2 separate regions of the Homo sapiens genome follow, and region 1 is linked to region 2. Evidence: chromatin contacts called from ENCODE Hi-C or POLR2A ChIA-PET data. All regions are on one chromosome and are shown on one strand. The core of a region is the stretch at or near the end of the contact, and the rest is flanking DNA. Distances in the headings are between cores, read along the strand shown.

The links. Hi-C counts contacts between places; a loop is a spot of excess contacts on that map. ChIA-PET counts read pairs that join two places held with the same protein, here RNA polymerase II (POLR2A). Pooled maps may share reads with other maps.
Region 1: POLR2A ChIA-PET joins it to region 2 with 12 read pairs in BJ. The contact joins two enhancer-like sites. A Hi-C loop is called at or near these places in 4 of 50 pooled maps. POLR2A ChIA-PET finds 5 or more read pairs at or near these places in 2 of 52 experiments (BJ and activated T-cell).

The regions. Positions count from the first base shown.
Region 1 is chr11:34,378,418-34,381,117 of GRCh38, reverse strand. No RefSeq gene overlaps it. Among named protein-coding and RNA genes, the nearest start is that of ABTB2, 22 kb to the right of the region's middle. Within about 2 kb of position 1,422, at least 3 of the 41 ENCODE cell types and tissues checked have a DNase peak (open chromatin) inside an H3K27ac peak, as active enhancers do.
Region 2 is chr11:34,327,043-34,329,742 of GRCh38, reverse strand. The region is part of intron 1 of ABTB2 (ankyrin repeat and BTB domain containing 2); the gene reads left to right. Among named protein-coding and RNA genes, the nearest start is that of ABTB2, 30 kb to the left of the region's middle. RefSeq lists a silencer at 155-355. Within about 2 kb of position 1,387, at least 8 of the 41 ENCODE cell types and tissues checked have a DNase peak (open chromatin) inside an H3K27ac peak, as active enhancers do.

The DNA.
Region 1 (2,700 bases), core at 173-2,672, 51 kb before region 2:
CTTACTAAGATCCCCAAACTTGATGGTGTCTTTGATATAGCACCCACAACACACAAATCTGTGATTTCTATGTATTATTTACCCTCAGCCCTTGGCCCCTGACCTTTCATCTTAGCTGCATCTCGAGGACTTCCTCTGGTGGACTGGATTTTTACCATGATGTATTTTATGGTGGGATTGTCAACACATCAGATGGACGATGTGATTGTCAACACATACCCTGACTAATATCTAAGTCTTCTGACACACTTTTATGTGCTGCTTACTCAATTACTCAACATTTACTCATCACCAGCTGAATTTGTGAACTACATGCTAGGGAAGCAAAGATGAATAATAATAGTCTTTGACCTAGAGGATCTTCAGCTAAAGGGAGGCAGATAGGTAAAAAGATAAATCACAATGCAATGGGAAATATGCTTTTAAAACATTTTTATCCCATGTCATGATAGCAGAAATTGCTATGCAGTTCATTCATTTATTTCCATAATACATAATAGGTCCAAGCTCTATACTTTCATTTTCAAAATTTATTATTTTTTTATAACAAAGCAATACATGCTCATTTCAGAAAGATCAGAAAATGTAGACAAACAGGAAAAAAACGCTACTTTTAAACTGTAATCCCATCTGTCTTGTCACCATTAGCACTTTCATATATTAAGTTGTTTTCTACTTTTTTAAAACAAAAGTTAGATCAAAACACACATGTTGGCTGGGAGCAGTGGCTCATACCTGTAATCTCAGCAATTTGGGAGGCTGAGGCAGGCAGATCACTTGAGGTCAGGAGTTCGAAACCAGCCAGCCAACATGGTGAAACCCCATCTCAACTAAAAATACAAAAATTAGCTGGATGTGGTGGTGCATGCCTGTATTCCCTGCTACTTGGGAGGCTGAGCCAAGAGAATCATTTGAATTCGGGAGGTGGAGGTTGCAGTGAGCCTGGGTGACAGAGCGAGACTCCGTCTCAAAAACAAACAAACAAAAAACATTTCTGTGATTTGCTTTTTTCACCTAATTATCATAAACATATTTCAAGACAAAAGATATATTTCTGCATCACTTTAAATGGCTCCATATTATTCCACTATATGGATATTTACTTATTTTTAACAATCTGCCATTGTTAGACAGTTACATGTTTATATCTTTTTATAATTACTAACAATACTGCAATTGATTTTGTTGCTAAATATTTGTGCTCATTCTTATTTCTTTACCACAAATTCCAATAAGTTAAGTCATGTGATATTTGAAATGCTTTTCTCATAGTCAGATTTAGAGGCAATGGCTGTAATAGATATCTCCCAGCTCAGTTGCTTTTTGTGGCTTTGGGTTTCAGTCCTACCTGCTAAAGATTAAACTTGATCAAAGGTGCATGTTCTAAGTGACATTAGCAGTGTAGTAATCTAGGAGGTCATAGCCCTTGTCCTGCCACAAAAAAAAAAAAAAAAAAAAAAAAAAAAAAAAAATTTCATAAGCTCCATAGACAAATATAGCCCCAGGAAAGCTCTGGAGTACAATTAAGAAGATGCAGCAATCTAAAAGAACTGAGAACACCCACATAGAATACGGTAGGAAGCGTTTTGCCTGCATTCACCTCATTCCCCAGACAAGCAGAGCCCAGTGAAGAAGAATTTCTTCTGCTGTGAGTCCCCCAGTTGGGAAAAAAAGAGAGCAAAAGGACTTGGCAGGCTTCACCATCGAGGACCCCAGCAGTCATTGTGCTAAGGCCCTGCAGTCTTTGCCAAGAGTAACCCCAGCTGCCAGAGTCACCCAGAGCCCATCAAGCTACTTCCTCATGCCAGCCACAGATAAAGGTCTTTCCCTACCAAAGACAGTCTGTAAAGTTTGAAAGAGGTGACTGTTTCTTCAAATGCACAGACACCAATAGGGTCATATCTTAAAGATATTGTGGTTTGGGTTTCAGACCACTGCAATAAAGTAAATATGCAGTAAAGTGAGTCACACAAATTTGTTGGCTTCCCAGTGCATATAAAATATGTTGATATTATACTGTAGTCTATAAAGTGTGCAACAGCATTATTTCCAAAAAACAATGTACATATCCTAATTTAAAAATACCTCATTGCTAAAAAAAAGGCTAATGATCATCTCCTTGATCCACGGGCTGCAAAATAGATGTTGTGTTAGCAGGCAAAAATCAACTTTAAGGCTGGGCATAGTGGCTCATGCCTGTAATCCCAGAAGTTTGGGAGGCCAACGTGGGTGGATCACCTGAGGTCGGGAGTTCGAGACCAGCCTGATCAACATGGAGAAACCCCATCTCTAGTAAAAATATGAAATGAGTGAGGCATGGTGGTGCATGACTGTAATCCCAGCTATTCAGGATGCTGAGGCAGGAGAATCACTTGAACCCAGGAGGCAGAGGTTGCAGTGAGCCGAGATTGCACCATTGCACTCCAGCCTGGGCAACAAGAGCAAAACTCCATCTAAAAAAAAAAAAAAAAAACCAATTTTAGTTTTCTTATCTATCTCCATCAGAGAGAGATCTTGGGTGACTAAGCACATTGTCAATGAGCAGTAATATTTTGAAAGAAATATTTTATTGTGATAAGTAGGTCTCAACAGTAGGATTAAAATATTCAGTAAACCATGCTGTAAACAGATGTACTATCATCCAGTTTTGTTGTTCCATTTTTAGAGCACAGGCAGTGTAGAGTTAGCATAACTCTTAAG
Region 2 (2,700 bases), core at 138-2,637:
TTTTGCTTACTCTTGCTTCTGGATTCTGCTCCTGGGTTGGCTCCATTATCTGGCAGCCTTTCTCCTGTGGTTGCAAACTAGCTGCAGCAGCCTCAGCTTTGAAGCTGAGTAGGAAAGGGGACCAGTTGGCTTCTTGTGATAGCTCAAAGATTCTGGACTTGAGTCTCGTTGGCTCTGATGGGCCTGGCCTAGGTCATGTGCCCCATCATTGAACCAGTCATTGTAGTCCATAACCACATGCTCCACCCCATGCTGAGAGGGAAGGTTGGGAGCCCTCATGGCCTGAGAACTGTAGGTCAGCTGTGGATAGAAGAGGAAGATTGGATGCTGTGGAGAGAAGATGCTGGGTGATCTGGGCAGGGGGGTGGAGTGGGAAGTGGGATGGAAGATGGATCTGGAAGGAAGTGGAGTGGAAAAACCAGTCTTCTAGAGAAACACATCACCACATTAAGTAGGGCAAGGGTAACTTTATTTGAAGAGTTTCAACAGACCATTAATGAGAGTATCTTTTGGTTGCTGCTGTTAGAGCAATTATTTGTTATATTCACTGACTTCAGTGTTTATTTGTTCTAATGAAACCTTTCCTCTCTGAAAGAGAAGCACTTCTTTAGAGGGTGTCTTAAATATTCAGATTACAGGTTTGAAGGAGTGAGCCATTTAGGTGCTGAATAGCTTGCAGGCTGGGTTTATTTCTGTCTTAATGGGATCTTAAATTGTGCCAGATGAATTTAAATGTTACTTCTCTTCTAGTCTATCTCTGACCCAGTGCTACCTTGACATACTTGAAGTTTTAGTTCAACTGTTTGGTCTAAACTGAGTGTTGACAATTATTATTGAAAAGTTCATCTCGTAGATTTTTGCTTTTAATCAGCTGTAGATGCAAATAGAAGGTGTGACCATATGAGAGGCCACGTGTTTTCAGGATTCTGGATGGCTAAGTGGCCAATTTGCTTTCCATTTCAGAACTAAACCAGACAAGGAGGGGTGTTATAAAATGTTCCTTTTGAAGTACCTACAACTAACTAGATCCAGATAGTGTGAATGTTGAGAGCCAATAAGGGTTCCTTGAATGCCTGCCCGGTGGCCGGCATCTCTAGAGGCATCATGGAGAACAAAAAGGTGGTTTCTGCTCTGGAGGAATGAATGATCCTGTTGCAGTAATAACAGAAACTGTTTATTCAGCAGTTACTAGCTCAGGTACAGTGCTAAGAATTTTGCATACGTTGTCTCATTTAATCCTCATCACACCAGTAGAAGGGCAGATACTGTTCTCCTCAATTTTCAGAGGAAGCAGCAGAGGCTTGGGGAGGTTAGGCAGCCTGCCCCAAGTCACCAAGCAAGTGAGCATCAAAGCCAGCCTCACACCAGGCTCCCTCCAGCTGCAAAGCCTGCGTCCCTCACTCCGATGCTGTGGATAGAGACTGTCATTGCAGGATTTCTCACAGTCAAAAAAGCAAGTACTCCCTTGATAACAGATTTCATCACTCTTGAAACTGGAAGCCTGGGAAGAAGGAAGATTGCCTGAATGCTGAAGCCAGTGTCTTTCCAGAAGGGGGGATACTGAGTGGGCCTCCTTCCAACCTGTCTGACCCACGTGATCTCTCCATCTGTCTGACTTTGACTGCCAATCCAGCCTGGACAGCAGGACCAGTCCAAGCACAAACCAAATCTTTATTCTGGAGTTGGACAGAGTCAGAGTTGCTTAGGGCTGATGAGGCCACCTTAATCTCAATATTTTCACACACTGTGCTAGATGACACATTTCAGAGTACAGGCAGAATGAGGGTTGGAAATGTTAAACAGCCAGCGAGGAGTTGGGTCTGGGAGTGAGACAGCAGACAAAGTGCATTCTAACCATGTACACGCAGCTGCCGGGGGATTGTTTAAACCAGATTCTGCCAAGGTCATAGCAGCAGAAAACATAATCCAGAACTCTTTCTCCCAGGCAGGATCATTTGGTTTCTAAAGTTTTTTTCTCTGTAAGTTTCTCTTGGGAGAAACGTATCTGGGAGAGGGGGAAGAGTGGAAATACGGGAATTTTATTTTAAATCCTTAACAACATGCATATAGAGTCCCACTTATAGGATGATGCTATAGAGTTGACATTTTACCCCCAAGGAAGGAGTATGTAATCCTGGGCTGAGGATGACTTTTTCCAACAAGGTCCCTGACTCCTGTCACTTTTGGGGTTGCTTTCCTTCAAAAGCTAATTGAGAGTGGAAAGGAACTGGGGTGAGTGAAGATAACCAAATGTGCCTGAGGCCTGAGAGTGAGAGCCAGGCCACGTTTCCCCTGCTACTGGGCCCTCAAGTGGCTAGGGGGGTGGATTCCTAGGGTGGGACACAGAGGATCTTCCTGAATTGCTCCCACTCCTTTCCCCTAGAAATATCATCTTCTTTGATGCTTTATATAAAAACTAGGATTGCAATGTCCCTCTTTATCCTTAGTAATCTTCTTTGCTGTGAAGTCTACTTTATCTGATATTAGAGCCACTCCAGCTTTCTTTTGATACGTTTGCGTAATGTTTTTCCATACATTTAATTTTAACTAGCCTATATCGTATTCCAAGTGAGTTTCTTGTATACAGCAAATAGTCATGTTTTGTTGTTTATCTGTTCTCATAATCCATTATCTCCTAACTGGTATGTTTTTTTCTTATTTTATTTTTGAGACGGAGTCTCGCTCTGTTGCCCAGGCTAT